Regions from separate parts of the Mus musculus genome. Here regions 1, 2 and 3 are each linked to region 4. The links are chromatin loops, found by intact Hi-C in ENCODE. Cell type or tissue: left cerebral cortex. All regions are shown on one strand.

What was found. Peaks named below come from ENCODE experiments on the same cell type or tissue, not always from the same donor. Only the 100,000 strongest peaks of a DNase experiment are listed, where the experiment ranks them.
Region 1: a loop joins it to region 4, with 5 times the contacts of the local background. A loop is called at or near these places in 3 of 42 quality-filtered maps.
Region 2: a loop joins it to region 4, with 7 times the contacts of the local background. A loop is called at or near these places in 3 of 42 quality-filtered maps.
Region 3: a loop joins it to region 4, with 2.6 times the contacts of the local background. A loop is called at or near these places in 4 of 42 quality-filtered maps.

The regions. Positions count from the first base shown.
Region 1 is chr3:31,216,716-31,221,715 of GRCm38, reverse strand. All of the region lies in intron 7 of Slc7a14 (solute carrier family 7 (cationic amino acid transporter, y+ system), member 14), which reads left to right. Among named protein-coding and RNA genes, the nearest start is that of Gm33834, 14 kb to the left of the region's middle. In left cerebral cortex, no CTCF peak of the experiment used is centred here; DNase peaks (open chromatin) are centred at 1,155, 1,495, 2,033 and 4,102; H3K27ac peaks cover 2,464 bases.
Region 2 is chr3:31,251,142-31,256,141 of GRCm38, reverse strand. All of the region lies in intron 2 of Slc7a14 (solute carrier family 7 (cationic amino acid transporter, y+ system), member 14), which reads left to right. Among named protein-coding and RNA genes, the nearest start is that of Gm33834, 21 kb to the right of the region's middle. In left cerebral cortex, no CTCF peak of the experiment used is centred here; DNase peaks (open chromatin) are centred at 1,528 and 1,953; H3K27ac peaks cover 558 bases.
Region 3 is chr3:31,144,032-31,149,031 of GRCm38, reverse strand. No RefSeq gene overlaps it. Among named protein-coding and RNA genes, the nearest start is that of Cldn11, 3.4 kb to the left of the region's middle. In left cerebral cortex, a CTCF peak has its summit at 2,917 (motif pointing left); DNase peaks (open chromatin) are centred at 1,287, 2,876 and 3,171.
Region 4 is chr3:31,304,257-31,309,256 of GRCm38, reverse strand. The region is part of intron 1 of Slc7a14 (solute carrier family 7 (cationic amino acid transporter, y+ system), member 14); the gene reads left to right. It overlaps Gm15496 (a long non-coding RNA gene), which reads right to left. Exons shown (of 3, transcript XR_880740.3): 1 at 1-5,000. Among named protein-coding and RNA genes, the nearest start is that of Slc7a14, 3.6 kb to the left of the region's middle. In left cerebral cortex, no CTCF peak of the experiment used is centred here; DNase peaks (open chromatin) are centred at 213, 1,122 and 1,906; H3K4me3 peaks cover 1,029 bases; H3K27ac peaks cover 915 bases.

The DNA of each region.
Region 1 (5,000 bases), 88 kb after region 4:
AGCATCAAGAACAGGGTTGCCCACAACCAGCTGCCCATCCCACGAGCCATACTGCAGCTAGTGTTAGAGCTTAGAGCTTTCTAGAACATTTAATAATTCTACTCTTTCACATTAAAAAAAAAAAAAAAAGAACAAAAACCCTTCCTACACGGGAACCGTGTGATTTCACAAGTGCTCCTGCTTGGGAAGACACTAGAGGTCACTGGCTCTCAGTCTGTGAGTCACGACTCTTGGGGGGGGGGGGGTGTCATATGTCAAATATCCTGCAGATCAGATATTTACATCACAATCCATACCATGGCAAAATTTCAGTTATGAAGTCACAATGAAATAACTTTATGGTTGGGGGTCTCCACAACATGAGGAGCTCTATTAAAGGGTCTCAGTGTTAGGAAGATTGAGAAACACTGCTATAGATGATTTTTTTTTCTTTAATTTAAAAAGTGAAACAGTAAAGAAAAGATCGTTGATTGGTATACACAAACCCTTTGTCTCATAGGAATAATTAAAAATACAGCGCTGTTTACAAGTTATTGTGAGGGACTGGCCTCACTGTTTAAAATCTCATGGCAATCTCCATTGTGCGGATAAAGAAACAGTAGCTTCTGTTTAAGGGCACACAGCCCAACTCTACAGAGCTAAGGTTAGCACTCTGGTGGAGGAGGGGCTTCAGGGCCCCTTATCAGGGCCAGGACAGGGATTGGTGGTAGAGTGCTTGCCTGGTAAGAACAAAAATCTGGATTTGACCCCTGGCACCACAAACACACTGTGAGCTTCTTATATTAGACACCCCGCCCCACCATGGCCACTATGTTAAACTATGGCCCACTATGGCCTGTCACCACCTCTGTCCCAATCAAGTTTACAGAGGAGTAAACTAACACTCCAAAACGTCAGATAACCAAAGTGAGTGGAAGAGGGGGTTCTTGAGTCCAGGATACCTCACTTTAGTTCTGAGGTTCCTATCACCCCATCATGTACCTCTGCACAAACTTTCTTATTTGCTCTGAATGTTTGGTGGGACTAAAACCTGACATTGGCCCTGAATTTTTGGGCGTATCACTTATGTTCAGGGTCCTGGGCCTCAGTTAACAGTCTGCTGCTATTTCTGTTTCAAGTTCTGAGTAATTTCTGAGCAAGAATCCCATGCTTTCTTTTTGCACAGAGACTCACAAATTTCTAACAGGTTCTGTATCACATCTCTGGTTCCCGTGGTATCAAAGGAGCCCCTATGGCAGTGAACAGTACCAGGTTCAAACTGAAGTCCTGTTCCAGCCTTGACTTATAAATTTAGAAATTTCTCATAACTTCATGGAGCTTTGGTTTATTCATCCGTGAGAAAATGATGGAGAAAGTAATAAGAAATACTTATCTCCTGTTTTTCTTTAAAAAGCTCTGAAGTGACTCATTGTCCACTGACTTGGGCAGGCTGGCTATCACACAGCAGAACACAATGTGAACCATCCCCAACTCCAGGGGCCCTGTTTGTTATCAGGCAGAGGAAAACTCCCTGAGCGCGGTCAAGCATGGAGTATTATTTATTTTAGAGCTTGGCCAAGAAATTTTTAATGTGCAGCCAGATTTTCAAAAATCTATAGTCTTCTAAATCAATACTTCCCAAAATGTCATCTCAAGCCAGCGGTGCTAATATCATGGTGGGCTAGCTAGGATGCAATTTAAGACTTAACAAGCCTTCTAGGTGAGTCAAAGTCACACTCGAATTTGAGAGCTGTTGCTATGTAGAGAAGACATTATCAAGCAGGGAAGGTAATTTAATTACAAAATCTGTTTTGCAATAACAAAATTTTTCCTATGTACGTATAGCCATCCCATAGCCCCAAATTGGGTTATAAAAATACTTAATGATCTTACACAATTACAATAAATATCCCTCCTCTGAATTCATGAGGTTCCCAGACACCGGCTGTTCCTTCAGTTTTATGCACACTGTAACTTTCCTAGGAAGAACGGTAGAGATTATTTTTAAATGAAGCTTCTTATGAAATCAACTGCTTCTTGACAAAATTTCCGTGGTTAAAAGCTGAGTCATAATGGGGTGATGTTCTGAGACACGCTCTGTTATCCTGCCTTCTCTAAGTGAATCTTAATCACAGGATTTCTGTAACAGTGTTTTCTGAGCTTTGACCTTCAAAAGAGCATAACTCACGGAGCCCCATCAAGACTTCCCGGCACATCCTTGCCATTAGACAAGGGAAACGATACAAACAATAAGTGTTCATTAATCCCAACAAAGTGAGCCCAAAGCTGTGTTCAGTGACTCTCCTCTGAGTGGATGTGGGCTGGTAGAGCATCTCCAGGGGTCACACACCATCTCAGGAGCTGTGATGTATTAGGATGGGAACATGGCAAAGTGGGATGCTCCAAGGTCTCTTTCAGGCCTAACTCCTTCCCCAGGGCAAGTATAAAGAATTCATTCTCAGGTAGCCTAACTCACTGGTACCTTTACCATGAGAGCAGCCATGTTTTCATTTCTAATTTATCCAGTCCCTCTGAGGAAGATGAAGTTCTGTCTTTACACTTAGAAGACAGGACTAGAAATTTGGACAATGTGTTTTATGCCAGGATATAAAAATTCTTTTCTTCCTACTGTTTGTTCATTCATTCGTTGAGGCAGTGTCTTTAATATCCAAGACGGGCCTCAAATTCTTTATGTGGCACCAGAATAACCTTGAACTCCGGACCCTCCTCTCCCGACCTCTTTAGTTCTAGGATTACAAGCATGGTGTACCACCGTGGTTGGGTCATGCAGTACTAGTGATCAATCCTGGGGTTTTGTGCTTGGTAGGCATGCATTCACCCAAAATGAACCTCGGCCTCAGTCCCCAAAATGTAAACACCCCCCCTTGCTGGTCTTTGTGTGAGCTGCCATTTAAAATACTATTGGAAATAGGAAGCCACCATTGTGAGGAAGAAAGTTGGAAGGAAGAGTGCTGGGATAGCCCAATTCTTGATGTATGTCCATCAATCAATCATCAATCAATCAGACTGACATGCTTCCTGGTGGAAGAGGAGGAAACAATCAGCTTTTCAGTGTCAGTCATGCTCAAGAGAGTGAAGAGCAAGTCACGTAGGCCTCACAGGAAGGCAACAGGGATGGCGGATGCTTAGGAGAGACTATGGAGGTGAAGCTGGTCTATATGGCCCTCTGCCTACAGAGCAAGGGCAGTGCTCTGGACACAGGCAAGCATAGACAAGAAGGAACAAGGGATTCAAGGGGCTCTGCCACCAGACTCAGGCAAAAGAATGTAAGGAAAGGGAACTGTGGAAGAGGTGGAGGCCCTGGAGCCAGTGTGTGTGGTACGCATCGAACTCCAAGCCTTTGGCTTGTGCTCTCCAACACTATTGGTGAGATCGTGGCGATGCACCGCAATGCAGGCTCCATTCTGGTCCCTTTATAAGTTGTTGCCATTTGAGCCCGATAAATCAGGCTGCGTGGAATATTCTTTTACAGGTCTTCAGTGGGCAACGGACACATTTTTCTTGAGTCTCTGTGCTCTGTGAGATAACATTGGATGTTCCTTCAATCATCAGCCATCATACGGCTCAGATGAAGACAGGGTCCCAACTGCACCTTACAGATGAGACACTGACTTAACATTAGATCAAGTCCAGGGCCGGATAGAGCCCCTCCCATCCAGCCTGCTCTCCCTGGTCACACCACATTAAACAAACCTCACTGTTAGTACAATCGACAGGGTTCGTGGTGGTATGTAAAAAATAATAATAATAATAATCAGGAAGGGTAGGAGTTAGTGGGGATTTAGTGGGTGGGGCGCACACCTCACTGCCCGCAGGTCTCCGCTCCCGCCCTGGCAAATGTCTGTTTTGGAAAGCTGATCCCAGAGCAGCGAAAATAAAAGGCCCTTTGGGCATAACAGAGTGTCTCAGCTATCTGCTGCGGGCAGGGCTTCCTGCTGGAAAGCGCACCCCAGGAAGAGGTTGCTCCACCCAGCCTGGGGTCAGGTGACCCACCTCCTTTCAGTCCAGGCACAGAGCTACAGGCAGAGGACCAGGAGCTCCCTTGGGACACTAGAGATCAGAGGCCCAAAGTTGGAGGCGAGTTTGTGCCTGCAGAGTTGGCAGTCTGCTCTTACTGTTTTTTCCCCCACCCCACCCCGACTCTTTTCAGGGGTGAGTTTTCTTGCATGTTTTGCCTCCGCAGGACATAGGGTACCTCCCCTATACCCAACCCAGGCCTCCTTTCCCTTGAAGCTTTGGAGTCATTTGCTTAGCTTGCCCAGGGTGGAGCCACCTAAACTGAGAAGTGTTTAGTCAGCTGGTGCTCGGGCACCCTGGCATCTTGAAGGCAAATTCAACAGTCTTTTCCCAGGAGACTCCTAGGTGGGACAGGATCAGCCCTCATCTTCTAGCAAGAGCAGTGAGCTCCAGGGCTGTTCTGATGGCGCATTTGATGTGTAGTTAACTTCTCTAGGCTGGTATCCGATACAATACATATTTGTGAAGAGCTTCGAGATCACAAAGTATCTATTGTGGAAAGAAAGTCCCTTCATTTGCAGGAGGCATGAGTCCTCATCTTGTCTAGCCTGAACCTCCCCCAGGTACGTTCTCCACCATGGAATTTCATCTGGAAAAGAAGCCAAAGCTTCCCTTTTAATATTTTTCTCCACTGGTCCTGTCAAAGGATGCATGGCCATTACCTTGCTAGGGGCCATGTTCACCTTGCACCTATTGTTGAACTGCCAATAGGCTCCAGTGCTTACTACTGACCTCTGTCTGTCCTAGCCACACCAGACTCCCCACCAACACCCATTATCCGAGACATCTCCAGCTTGGCAGCAGAGTCTCCAGGACCCTGTTAAACATGAGCACCTTCTTCTTTCTGAGCATCTATCGCACCTGCCATTAGGTAGTTGATGATAAATATAACACATGCAATAGGAAATCAGTAATTTAAAGTGCATAAGAGGGCTGGTGAGATGGCTCAGTGGGTAAGAGCACCCGACTGCTCTTCCGAAGGT
Region 2 (5,000 bases), 53 kb after region 4:
ATGATTTGTGGCATTGCCTTCCTTCCTTCCTTTCCTTCTTTTTCTCTAGAGCTGTGGGCCACAGTATCTTCCCAGAGTGCCAGAGTTAGGTCAACAGAAAACAAGAAGGGAAGGAGGGAGGGGGGAGGGAGGGAGAGAGGGAGGGAGGGAGGGAGGGAAGAAAAAAGAAAAGAGAGAGAGGAGGGGAAGGGAGGGAAGAGAGAGGGATTGTTCTAATATAGGACAGGCGTTTAGTGACTTGTGCTCAGCATCACAAGAAAAGCCCTAAGTACCATTCTTCCCTATTAAATATTAATATTTATTCTTCATCCATGAAGGAACAAGGTAAACTACAAACTCACAAGTATACTGGCTCTTATCTGACTGTTTTCATTTAGTAAGAAAAGATCTACTGGGACCCATCCTTGCCATCAGCTCTTCATATTCCCCTGACCTGGAATCACCCTTTCTTCTGCATGAAAACTCTAATAAACTGGTTTATGCAGACTAAAGGACTTCTGTCCCTTTAAATTGAAATAAATTTTTCACATGAACAAATTATCTGACTAATTGAAACTAGAAAGGTGATTGCAATTCTTCCCAAGTTTTATTAACAGAAATTACTCATCACAGACTTATAGTTCTAAAAGGGTTATCATTATAGACCTGACTAGAGATGGTCAAAGAGACAGCATCTTGCTAGGGGGGTATCCTAGTTTATGATGCTGTAGTAGAATACCTTAACCAGAAGTGACTCAAGATAGAAGTGAGTTTATCTCAGTTCACAGTCCAGCACTGTGGGTTAAGTCACAGTGACAGAAGCGTGAAACAGCTGACCACAGACAGGCAGGAACAGGGAAAGGCTGAGGCACTGATGACCACTTGCCTGCTTGGTAGTGTTCAGCTGGGTTGGTCTTCTCTAGTCTTCAATAATTCAGGACCCTCTCTCAAGGAGATGCTGTACAGCCACTGTGGGCTGGGTCTTTTCACATCAAATAATTTAATAAAGTCAATCTCCCATGGACACGCGCACAAACCAACCCAATGTAGACAATCTCTCATTAAGACTCTTCCCAGGTGATATGGGGGCATCAGACAGACACCTAAGGTGCCTCCCAGTTAATGAGTACTGTACAGTTTTCCCAGACCCCATTCTAGTTGGCTACAGTCCCCAGGCTGAGGTGATTGCTGTATGCAAAATAATCCTTCACTGGAAGCCATTGCATCCTGGGAGCACTGAGCCCGGCCTCGGTGCTCACAACACTATAGAACATCTACTTCTCCATTGCTGACTCAAAGAGCTCAGAGTTCGCCCAGCCAGTATTATGTTGGAGGCAGTTTGCACCAGTGTTTGCCGCACTGGGAGGCCACACCTCTTTCCAACTTTACAGTGACACCAAATTGTAGACCTGAGGCGGGACTTGTGTTTCCACTGTTGTTGTTTGCCTTGGAGTTGGTTGTTAAGCATTCCCAGCCTACTCCTGGCTCGGCTCCACTATAACTGCCACCCAGCAGCTTGTCCTCACCACTGCACCAGGCTCCAGAAGACAAACGCCTGCCTCTCCCCCTCTCTCCAGATGGTCCCAGCCATAGCACCTCTCCTCGCTCAGTGACTGACTCATCCCCCTGCTGGGTCCAGCCACGATCCTTCAGAGCCTCAGCCAGAGCCCAAACCAAAATAGCTTGTGCCGATATTATCATATTTACAGTGGTCTCTCCAGCCAAGTTGGCATGGATCTGCTCTTTCTCTTTGGTCACAAATGTCCCCTCCCTGATGGTCATCCCCCCCCCCCCATCCCCATGTCACTTAGAGTTTAACCAACCTTTCCCTTCTCCACACCACAATAGACCAGTTCCTTTCCATTCCCACCCTTGTTAACATTTGTCTCTCCTCCTCTCTTGGCTATAATTAAAAGCCTACTCAGCACCAGGAAGCCCAGTCTCTACCTTGTATGTTTATCTCCAGCAATAGGTACTGCTGGGTGATAAGTATGGAGTACAGAGGATGTTGGCACAACCGAATTCACCTTGTCCCAAGCAGAGAGAAAAGAACAATGAGATGAAGGGCGCTTGCGCAGGAGAACCGAGATGACCTGTCTAGGAGAAATGTCACAGCCACGCCCACTGTTTTGCATGCTAACAAAAATTAGTAACGATAAGTGAAAACGGAAAAGTGGTAAGATCAGTGGACACTGCAGATTTCAATGAAATCGGGGAAATACTGGATTAAAAATAGTAACAAAGTGCAGTTAAAGGCAGGAGGTGACGTCAAAGAGGCACTATGTGTGAAATCTGAAGTGGTATGTAACCAGTAAGACTGAGTTTGGACGTGGAACCTGGTTAAACTGCTAACTAGCTGGGAGACTTAAGGCAAACACTGTAACTTCTCTGAGTCTTAGTTTCCCCATTGTGGAAGTAAAAATATCTTCTTTGTTGCTGTGAGATCTAAAAGAGATATCTACCAAGTACCGATACAATGCCCAGCACACAGCACTAAATAAATTGTTTTGTGTCAAGCTCTATTGTAGGCACCTGCTGTAATATATAGTATTTCTATTATTCTATTTTCATTTTTTAACTAAATGCCAGAATCTAGCTAATGTATAAAGAAAAGGAAATGGTTATTTTACAGTTTGGGGTTGGGTGGTTCAAGGACACAACACAGGCTACATGAAACCTTGTCTCAATTTTTTTCTATATATTCTAGATAGAAATGTTTCATTACATGTGTGGTTTTGTTTAGACAGAGTCTTACTATATAGCCTTGACAGTTCTGGAACTCATGATGCAGACTAGGCTGGCCTTGAACTCATAGAGCTACCTGCCTTTGCATCCCAAAGTGTTGTGATTCAAAGTGCAAGCAGTCCTCACACCTGACTTTACATGTGTAGCTTTGTAAATGTTTTCTCCTAGTTTGTGGCTCCTTCTTTAATTTCTGTCTATTTATATTTTAAAGTACTGATGTCCAAAGTATATGTCCTGCAATTCCAACTCAGCTGGGGCTGGGTGGGGAGCCCTGGGATCCCCTAAGAGCATCTAACACACAGCTAGACTTGGAAACTTCCATGTAGAAGGAGGCGCTATCTGCCACAGCTAGGACCCACATGGAGAGGAAGCTTGCTAACAGGAGTCTCTCATATAGCAGGCAGACTCTCTTCTAGGGAAATTTTTTTGGTCATGTAGCTCTGTTCCCCATTCTACATAATCCTTCATGAAACATGAAACAAAAACGGGACTCTGAAGCTACTTTCTCTCCAACTGAACATGACCCACAGGTCCACTGACTTCCCCAGATCCTTTACCCAGCTCCACTCTGACGTGGTCACTGCCCTCTGGCCTGTTCCAGGTGGTGGACTATTTATCGGAGGAAACAGCTTGTGCCTAACCTCTCACTTTTGTCCAATGGCCCTATCTGCTCTTTGATAACTCCACAGGCCCTGTGTCCTGCCAGGCCTGCAAAGCCCCTTTAATAGTATGTTTTGATAAAGAGCATCATTTTTTTCATCCTGGTTTTTTACCTACAGCTCTGTGGAGAGTGGGTGGAGGCAGGATGGCTTGTGTAGCTGCTCTAATTTACTTGGCTGCAGATGAATCAAAGCCAAATGATTGTGCCCACAACTTCTGGCCATTCAAAGTCCCAAGAGACACACATGAGCCCGAGGAGGGGAAAAGCATCCATTGTGGCACGGTTTTCCCCGGGTTTATGTATAGTTTCTTTTTAGTATAATTAAAACTGAACTCGTGGGACTGGGGAGACAGCTCAGGCGATCAATCCCTAACACATGCCAAGTTGAGGTTAGATGTCACTCTGTTGGCCTGGAGAAGTTCAATGACACAAGCAGATACATATTTCAGTCCCACAGTGGAGACACGATGAAGGTAAAAAAACCAGATGTGCCAGGTGAGACATGAGAGACTATGGAGCTCAGCGCTCTGAGCTCTGACAGTGAAAGCCAAAATGAAGCTTAGAATAGAGAGGGTTTGGATGGGTCAAGGACCATGAGCAAGAGGAGGACACACTCCATCTGCCCATGAGAAGGCAGGTAATGGATGAGTGTTCTGAAATAGCATGAGAATTATGGATTTGGCAACATAGTTCTGATAGCAGAAAGTGAGGATCCAGATAGAAATCCAGCATGGAGGACCACACATAGCCCATGTGAGAGCCATGTGGATACACAGGATGCTCACATGTGGACACGGCATCCTTCCATTCTCACCTACCCACTGTGGGAGGCTGGCTCCGATCAGAGCCGCAGTCAGAAAGAACTTCCTCCTACAAGTGGCAAGGCTCTTTAGTAAGAACCAGAACTGAGACTGGAAACTGTAAGACCCAAAGTTCTGTCTTTTCAGGAGGCCACCTTTGGACCATGGAAGCCAGAAACCTTCTCACTGGAAATGGATTGATTATTTCATGCCAGTTCTCTGATCATTAAAAAAAAAGATAATTAAAAACCAATCTCAGGCCATCAAGATGGCTCAGTAGGTAGACACCTGCCACCACTAAGCTTGATGACCTGAGATTCATTCTTGGGACCCACATGGCAGAATGAGAGAACCAACTCCAACGAGTTGTCCTCTGATATCCGTACAGCACCATGGCACACTCATGTGCCAAGAGAGACAGACAGACAGAGAGACAGACGGGTACCGAGTATATTCTTTTTAGCATGTTAGCATATGGCTTAGCAATAGACCCGGGCATCCATGTCTGACCTGTAGCACACAAGCCATGTGTGGCTGAGTGTAATAATGAATGTGTTCCAGCACAAGACAATAAACATGAGCTGGTTTTGCAATTCTTTTGTAACTCAATGATACAGTTCTTAAGCATAAACTTCGTACATGACAGCATTGTGATACAATGTCAAAGGTTGGACATACCTACATAACGGTGTGTAGTGTATGCCTCCTCTCAGCCTGAAGAGTTTCAGCTCTTCCGACCTGTCCTCAGGTGCACCTGTAGTGGTGGGGGGAGGGGACACGAGGGAGCATAGTGAGCCCTAATTGAATGTCTGTCT
Region 3 (5,000 bases), 160 kb after region 4:
CACTTTGCAGTGGGGACAACTGTCAATTCTACACAGAAGAAACAGCCCCCCAAAGGACAAGCTCCTGAAGTTCACACAGCTAGGAAGGAGACTCCGTGGGCCCCGCTCATTCCTGTCCCTGACCTTTCCTGAGAATCCATCCTGGTTATCACTTTCTGAATGTTCCTAAAGGGCTTGGTGTTCCATTTGTGATACATTAAAAGCCAGGCATTCTGCCCAGATCACTGTAAATAAGTTAGCTTCTGTTCTCCACCGAGAAAACCGATAGCCCAGATTGAGTGGGAAGCAGAAGCTATCAGCAAAGGCTACCAGGCAGCCCCCTTCTCTACACGCATTCAGATAAGGCTCATTCTGTGCCCTTGGGCGGAGGGAGGCACTGGGGATGAACCCACGGACTTGAGCAAGCCAGACAATGCTCTACCATTGAGCTACAGCTTCGGACTTGTGCAATTTTAAGTCAAGAAAAGGATTGCTTATCTTACTGTATGGCTTGATCTAGTCACCTGGGCCTCTTCCCCCTCTCCTCTTATTCTATTTAAAATGGTGGCAGATTTCAGCAAATGGACATTTTGCTCATCATCCTGTTGAGCTTGCTGCAGTTATCCCCATGATGGATGGGGTCATACATGCCACCAACTCTTCAAGCCAAGACTGCCCTTGATCAAGGAGACTAGTGGGATATCTATGTGGCTGGTGGGTTGGTCTTGGAGTGGGCTGTCTCTCAGTCTATGTGACTGGTGGGTTGGCCTTGCACTGGGCTGGCTCAGCCTATGTGACTGGTGGGTTGGTCTTGGAGTGAGAATGGCAAACACTTTATTACTGTTACTGTGGCCTATGGGGGATAACTCCTGCAATGTGTTTGACGCAGGCCTGGTGCTGTTGATTGACAAGTTAGTCGCTATTTGAGCTACCCAGACCAGCCTGCATAGTCCAAGGCCTGGCTCCACTACTACTGCCTACGGGATCAAAACATTTCACATTGCTTTTTAAAAGAATAAGTATGTTTGTATCCGACCCCTGAGAATTCCGTGTGTCTTTTACTACATTATTTACCTACTTTGTGTGCATATGTGTGCATGGCACACGCATAGAGGTCAGAGGACAGCTGCAGAAGTCAGTGTTCTTCCACCGAGTGGGTCCCAGGGACCACAGGCAGGACTTCAGGCTGATGGCAGTGCCTTTCCCTGTGAGCCTTCACGTCGGTTTTATGTAATGTTTCTCGGTTCCCTGTCATTTGTAAAGTGGGATGAACACGGAGCCTACCGTATAGTTCTTTTTATGGGTATCTGAGTCACTATACATACCGAGCTGAAAGCAATGTCTGCAACAAATCCTCAAGAAACCTGGACACTAGATTACGATGTGAAGCTCAGAATTCTTGTTCTTGCAGTCTCCTTTTGCTCTCGCAGGGTGAGGGCTTATGCAAACTATTTTATGGAAATATAGCTCCTCTTCGAAGGAACCATCAAGTCTACGGAGTATTTCATCATAAAGTCTACTCATCTGGATGTTGACGGATATTCCCTTTAATATCCAAAACTAGCTTTGTGCTAAGGACAATATAAACTATAAAACCCTGAGCTCCATCAATTCACTGCAAAACTAGCTATGAAACTTATATTCTTAGAACTCTTACATTCTTAGAGTTAATGTTCTCCACATGACAGCTCACTCAATCAGAGTTAAGTAATGGCTTGCCCACCCATGGGTCTCATGAATGCATGCACATGCATACACACACACACACACACACACACACACACACACACACACATTTGTAAAGTCAGATTTCAGAACTTTGGCACGAAGTAATAAAATGACTTAACTAAGCTGTCAAATTTTTTGTCTTGGAAGGAGACACCCAGGGAACACATTCCTTCTAGATCTGTTCCCTTGCCCATGTGACTCTCATGATCTCCACTTGGAAACAAGAAGAGTGAATTTCCCACCAGGGGTATTGTGAAGACAAAGGTAACATAAATCACATACAAATGGAAGGTGCATGTAAGAGACAAGACACTGAATAATTAAGTTATTGTTATCATCTTCTATGACAGACACACAAAATGACACCTGAGGGAGGCCAGCAGAGATACAATCTAGCTGAATAAGTTAGCCAGGAGCAAAAAGGTTATCCAGTTCAAAGGAGCCCAGGCAGCCACGGAAGTACAGAGCATGGGCCACAGAGGCTGAGGACACAGTCCCATGGCCAGGGGCTCTGGGTTCTGGGTAAAGCCCACCAGCTCTCTTGTGGTTTTGTTTTCTTTTTTCTGACTTTTTTTTTTGACATCGGGATTCTCCCACATTCCTTGCTGTGACAGCATCACAAGTGTCCCCAGTGATCATGATCTGACTTCCCACATAATGCAGTAAATGAGAAAGCCCCACACAATCTCAGGCCCCGCTCCAGTGTGACAATGAGTCCAACCACACCCAGACAGTGTCGCCAGTGGTTCCCAGTCAGTCCCAGGTCCTTTCCTTTTCTCTCAGAAACTCTGCCATGTCACCTCTCCACGTCCCCACAGTATGACGCAGAACTAGAAAGTTCTAGAGGAGAACTGAGTTTCTATCTTCTGGCCTTAAACCCAATATCATATTCCATATGAATTTGTTTTTATTCTTACTGTAAGATATTTGAAAAGATCGCTTCTCGGCCTTTTGGCTAAGATCAAGTGAAGATATTTGAAAAGAAAGGCTTAGGGGGGCAGTTAGTGTATTCACAGATATGTGAAGAAAGAAACATCTGTGTTAAATGTTATCCTACCATTTACACTTGAAATTAGCCAGCCAAACTAGAGGCCATTCAGTTCGGGCGGCTTGTGACTGACTCAATGCCAGAGATTTTGCTGGCATCTAACGGAGCACATGGAGAACGATGGGCGAATCAGTGTGCTCTTAGCGCCCTCTAGTGACTGTCATTGTATAGATAGAAACGCACTGAGACAGCCTGAGGCTGGATTGACCTCAACTTCCCACGAGCCAAACTGGTGACAGACTTAACTAAAATTTGCATTTTTCTGTAACACTTTTTTTTTCATTCGTTAAAAATATACATCTTTTTAGGAAACCAAATATATGAAAGCACAAGGTGTCTAGGAACCCACTTCTCTAAGACCACAAATCAAGTTCCTTCTGCATGGGGTAGGTATATACATGACGTGAGTGGGATCACATGACTGTGGGGGTGTGGCACATGTAGACGCCAGAGGACAGCATCGAGTGTTGCTCCTTGGCCACCATTCACCTTCTGGTTTTCTGTTTTCTTTTCTCACAGGCCTGCAAGTTCAACCAGTAAGCTAGCCTTGTTGGCCCGTTAGCTCCAGGGACTGTCTGTCTCTGCATCTGACCTCGTGGAGCTGGAGTTATGGGTGACTGTGAGCTGCCTGATATGGGTGCTGTACTTCTCTTTGGTGCTGTACTTCTCTTTTTTTTAAGATTTATTTATTATATGTAAGTACACTGTAGCTGTCTTCAGACATGCCAGAAGAGAGCATCAGATTTCGTTACGGATGGCTGTGAGCCACCATGTGGTTGCTGGGATTTGAACTTGGGACCTTTGGAAGAGCAGCCAGCGCTCTTAACCACTGAGCCATCTCACCAGCCCGCTATACTTCTCTTAACCATCGAGCCATTTCCTCAGTCCCAGGTCAGCCTTTTTTTTTTTTTTTTTTTTTAAACAGGTCTGGAGGATCAAACACAGGCCCTCTTGCGTGAAAGTATCTATTAGCCGGGCGTGGTGGCGCATGCCTTTAATCCCAGCACTTGGGAGGCAGAGGCAGGCGGATTTCTGAGTTCGAGGCCAGCCTGGTCTACAAAGTGAGTTTCAGGACAGCCAGGGCTATACAGAGAAACCCTATCTCCAAAAAACAAAAACAAAAAAAAAGAAAGAAAAGAAAAAAGAAAGTATCTATTAACTAAGGCAATTCCACAGGCCACTGAGTACCTTTAATAGGATCTATTTTTCTTTATATTTTTTTCTTTTGTTGGGTATTTTCTTTATTTACATTTCAAATGTTATCCCCTTTCCAGGTCTCCCTTCCGGAATCCCCATCCCCTCCCCCTGCCTCTCCACCCCCCACCCCCCACCCACCCACCTATTCCTGCCTTCCAGCCCTGGTATTCCACTATATTGGGGCATCGAACCTGCTCAAACCCAAGGGCTGCTTCTCCCACTTATATCCAACAAGGCCATCCTCTGCCACATATGCAGCAGGAGTCATGGGTCCCTCAACTCTTTGGTTGGTGGTCCAGTCCCTAAGAACTCTGGGGGGTCTGGCCGGTTGACACTGTTGCTCCCCCCATGGGGCTGCAAACTCCCGCAGCTCTTTAGTTCCTTCTCCAACTCCTCCATCGGGAACCCTATGCTCAGTCTAATGGTTGGCTGAGTCAACCTCTGTATTTGTCAGGCTCTGGCAGAGCCTCTCAGGAGACAGCTACATAAGGCTCCCTTCAGCGAGCACTGACCTACATCCGCAATAGTGTCCGGGTTTGGTGTCTGTATATGTGATGGATCCCCAGGTGGGGCAGTCTCTGGATGGCCTTTCCTTCTGTCTCTGCTCCACACTTTGTCTGCATATTTCCTGTGAGTATTTTGTTTCCCCTTCTAAGAAGCACTGAAGTGTCCACACTTTGGTTTTCCTTCTTCTTGAGCTTCATGTGGTCTGTGAATTGTATCTTGGGTATTTTGAACTTTTGGTCTAATATCCACTTATCAGTGAATGCATACCACGTGTGTTCTGTTGTGACTGGGTTACCTCACTCAGGATATTTTCAAGTTCCATCTGTTTGCCTAAGAATTTCATAAATTCATTGTTTTTAATAGTTGAATAGTACTCCATTGTGTAAATGTATCACATTTTCTGTATCCATTCCCCTGTTGAAGGACATCTGGGTTCTTTCCAGCTCCTGACTATTATAAATAAAGCTGCTATGAACATAGTGGAGCATGGGTTCTTATTACATGTTGGAACATCTTCTGGGTATATGCCCAGCAGTGGTAT
Region 4 (5,000 bases):
CTCTTCTTGATAGTGATTCCGCTACGTGTGCGAAACTCGGTTCATTGAGAGCTTGAGTTGAGAGACTCAAAGGATGTTCGCCTGCGTGGCAGAGGCAGTAACTGGCCAGAGTAACTAAGGGTTGCAGGGATAATCTGCCTCTGAGAGCTGGGGACAGGTTGAAGAGCTGGCTAGAGTTGGGATGGTGTGCCGCTGTCCGGGGTGCTGAAAGTTGTCTGCTGCGCGGTAAATACCTGGGGACTGGTGGGATCCGTGCTGGCTGGTCAGCTTTCCCTGCAGTTGAGATCTAACACCTAAAGGGCATTGTCTCGTGTTTACCAAGAAAACAAGCGAGTATCCTTTGCTTTCCCAGTTCTCTGCTTTCCCAGACTTTCGTTGGAGGTTCCCAGCATGTCTGGGTAGAAAAACAAGGGGGCCCTGTCATTCCAGGATGTGGCTTGATAACTCTGGATGATGCCCTCGTTCTTCCTGTTCCAAGTCTTCCGGTTCATAGTGTTGAAAAAGCAGTTAGGGATGCTGTCCTGATAAACATTTCTGTAGCTTTTAGGAACCAGAGAACTGTAAGTCTACAGAAAAATAAGTGGATTAATTAAAAGGGAGATGGATTCAGGCTTGCTTTGGGTTATGACTCTCCTCTGTATGCTTCTGTCACCACCGCGTATTTTCTCATCCTCCAAACACAAATTTTAATACACTGTAGGTTTATTTCTTTAGTGTTCCATGGGTGGGATGAAGAATGGGGTGAGGCAATGGGAATGGGGGCGGGGAGAGACTATTTACTGAGCATCTATACTCTGCTAGACAATGCCATCTAGTTTAAACTTCACACCAGTGCTTAACCGTATATAACACAGATGGAAAATCTACAGTTAGGGATCTTGAAAATCTACAGTTAGAGGTTGCGTTCACACTGTATACTGCTCAGCTCCCATGTCCAAGTCACTTATATGATCTTGCTCATGAATGTAACTTTCAACAGCTGTGATGAGAAGCAGGGATATAGTAATTGACAAAAGGAGGGCTGCATTCTCCTTCACACACTCCGTTATCTCTCTAGTCATTTCTTCTTTAATCTGCTCACCCACCCACTGTCACTCGCCCCCACCCTGCCAACTGTCTTGTGCTTGCCACAACTGTTCACACAACTTGAGCGCCAGTTTTACAGAAACAGGTTGGAAGCTAAACCAGCAGGCTTTCCTGGAAGGACAAGAACGGGAAGAGTGAAACAGTGAGCAAGCCTGGAAACCCAGATATGCCTTCATTTTAGATTCGTTCTGTTGTAATGGTGGTAAACATGTGTTTGGCAACGTTGTTTTACAGAAAGCAGACTGTGGGAACTCAGGGCTCCCATTCTTCCCAGTCACTTAATTGAAGTTAGTATCTTAATCCTGCAAATACTTTCCAGAGCCAGCACCCTTCTCACTCACCCACAGGGCCTGAACTATTTACCCGCAATGCCTTCTTGGTCACCTTTCACAGATAATCACGATAAGGCACAAATGTCTAACATGCAGATAGTCATTCCCCTTAGCTATTTCTCCCATCTTTTTCCTCTTCTGGTTCCACTCCAGTGCCGTCTACCTCAGTGTCCCTGAAACACATAACCAATCTTCAGTGATGTTTCCCATAAAGCAAACAGGGATGATGCTGTGGCTGTCTCCACCATGCCCTTGTTACCTATACTTTCTCTGACTCAGTCCAATGGCACAATTTTCCCCAAACTGATGATGCTAAGCAGTTCTCCATGCTTCAGATGGACTTGGAAGAAGGCTCTAAAATAATCTAGGAAGATATACAAATCACTAAATAGTGCCAGCGTTTATAAAATGCTCTCCACAGGTTAGTCATGATGCCAAGTCCTTTCATCTATCGTTTCTTGGGGTCTCCCCAATTCTCTCAAGTACAGAGCTTCATCAGAGACTGTCCTGAGATGGCCAGCCATCCTAGCAGACTCTGACAGCTCATTCACTTCTCCGTGCTTCTTTTAACAGCCTGTAGTAAAATCTCATCTTCATTCTTTGGATTCCTGTAGCCCTGGTGAGTAGACATTTTTACACTGAATTGATGGTGCTGTCTTGCTCCAAATCTTAGTTTAGAAATTCAAATTCAATCCAAATGGCACTGAAATGCAAATGGATCTTCCATCTTCCATTTGTTAGTCCTTCCTCAGAGATCCCCAGATGTCTTCTTGTTGTTATTGCCAACAATTTGCTTCAGCCCCTCCCTCCTTTATGCCCAGTTAAGGCATAATTCATATTAAGTTCATATTAAATAACCCCACAAGCCTAAAGATGCTACTGATGGGGTGTTCTGGGCCCTATGAGCCATAATCTTAAACCATATAGAACCTCTCTGTCCAGTACAGTAATCAAGAGCTACATAGACCTATTTAAAGTCAAACTGTAACTAAAATGTTTAGAAGTCAGTCAGTATCTCATATTTCAAGTGCTCAATAACCATAGGTGACAAGTGATTATCTTGTCAGAAGCTTTGTTAGACAATGCCACTTTAGAAAGTGCTAAAAAAAAAAAAAAAAAAAAAAAATTCTCACGGCAACAAAGAACTAGGCATTGAGACAAATTAAGGATTCAAGACTCTTTTGAAGCTTCTTCCCAGAAAGGAGAAAAGAATACTTGTGCCTACTCTATCTCTAGCCCCACAGATGGACAGGGTAGTCCAGACAGCAAGGAGCTCTGTATCAGCTTTGAGGAGCTGATAACCTCAAGAATCTGCTTCCTATAAACTCTATAAATGGGGTGGTGGTTCGGTTTGGTTTGGTTTGGTTTGGTTTGGTTCGGTTCGGTTCGGTTCAGTTCAGTTCGGTTTGGTTTGGTTTCCTAGCTTCCAATCTAGAGGTAACCTTACTCTTGTCCAGAGTTCAAATACACATAGTAATGAGTGTCTCTCTTATCTTAGTAAATACACTGTGATAAGCAGGGGAGAAATAGATGGCTTGAACCAGGAGTGCGTGTGCCAGTTGGTGCCATTATACACCTAGACTCCCTTCTCATCTGTAAAACATACATGGGATTTCCACAGCTGCCCCAGACAGTGTGGGAAGACTGAAGGACAGCTAGATGAGAGTACTTTTAAAGAGTGTGATTGAACACAATTGTTGATCATTACTTCCAGATATAATATAGCCTATGCCCAAACAAGGTAGTCCAGGTGGAATGGCTTCTGCACGTATTTTAAATCTTTGATAAGAATACATTTTGCCTGTATTTTCATTTTCATGTTGAATTTAAATTTTTGATTGTTAAAATTTCTCATTGGTTCGGGTCTATTAATAGAAACTGTGCACCGTTTATAGTTTAGTTTATTTGAGCCTGCATATTTCCCTCTCCGAAAAAAAAAAAAAGTCATTAACTAAAGGTTCTTAGTGTCTCGAAAGAGAACTGCTGTGATATTAGAGATTCAGAAATTTTAAAAGTGTATTATGGGTTTTCCTCAGTGCAGACAATGAGAGGGATTAATTTTTAAAAATAATGTCTTATTACTAATGAAATGCGTGCCAACCCATCTCATAAGTGAGTGTGAACAAAAATAACCCTATCTCATGCATTGATTAAGCCAAAAGAAGGGTACAAGTCTATTACTTCAGCTGAATTCTTGAGGCTGCTCTGCATTAAGTATTCTGGCCTTAAATAGGAGCATTTGTAGTGTGGACTCCTAAGCCTAGTACCTTGTTTGATGCTATTCATGCCTCAAGTAGGAGTGCTTTCATATGCAGCCATGGCTTGTTGCACATTTGTTTCTTAGCCATTCTCCTCTTTTAACACTGGGCCAACACAGGGCTCAGATACTGGACAAGATAACCCTGCAAATGAAATTCTACCAGCAGATGAGTTCTTTCTTTAAAAACATAGGACACTAATTCTTTGAGAATTTCGCATATGAATGCCACAGCACGTACTTGATCATATTTACCTCCCTCCCCACACTCGTCTCCTCAACGCTTCTCAGAGATTTACCCAACACCCTACTCCTCCCGAGTCTAACTCTTGGTTGTATTTGTTGCAGCTGTTGAAGACTTGGGGAAGTCCTTATGCTGCTCTATCAGCAGAGCCCCTAAGAAATCAAAATGAGATGGCCTAAAAGGAATCAGACTCTCTGGCAAGGCATTTTCTTTCTCAGCCATTTCAGCATGACAGGGAGATGGGTGGTGACTTGCAAGACGCACTGCCAGGGAGGATCAGACACTCTTGGGTGGCAGGCAAGCGTGTCATTCTCAGGCCTTCCTTACATGAAACTGCATTAATAAAGGAGAGGTTATATTCTGAAAGGCGGATGACCCTGGCCTAGTAAATCATCTTAGTTTAAGTAATCAGCATCTTCAGTTGAAAGTCAATTATTTGCATAGTACAAATTGTTTGTTCTGTGGATGGGCCTAGATTTTCAAAAAAGCAGAAACGCTGTTACCCCGAGCTGAAAAGAGTCTTCCGTGTTTGTTAATTAATGGAATCCTCTGACTTTATATTGAAGGAACAGAGAATTAATAATTTAGTTCTGGCACTGGCCTATAGAGCTTCCAATCATCCAATTAGTCAATAGTGTAATTGAAAGTGGTCTCATCCTGGCACAAAAACATGATGGCAAGGGTGCTTGAAATCTTATAGCCTGGCACAGGGGCACTCAAAGAGAATTTGCTGAATTCAGGGATATTTATGTGCTTACTGGCCATACACTCAGCTAGCCAACCCTTTCTCAAGAAATGAGTATTTGGGGCTACAGAGATGGCTCTGTGGTTAAGGGCACTTGCTCTTGACGAGGACCTAAGCCTTATTCACAGCACAAATCGGTGGCTCAAAACCATCCTTAACTCTAGTTCCAAGGAATGCAACTGCCTTTTTTGACCTCTGCAGGAATACACATGGTACACAGACATACAGGTAGGGAAAACATTCATATGCATAAAATAAAATTACTTTAAAAGAAGAAATGAATATTTTCGAGGCCAAAGAGAAGGCTCAGTGAATAAGTAAAGTCTAGGCAAGCAC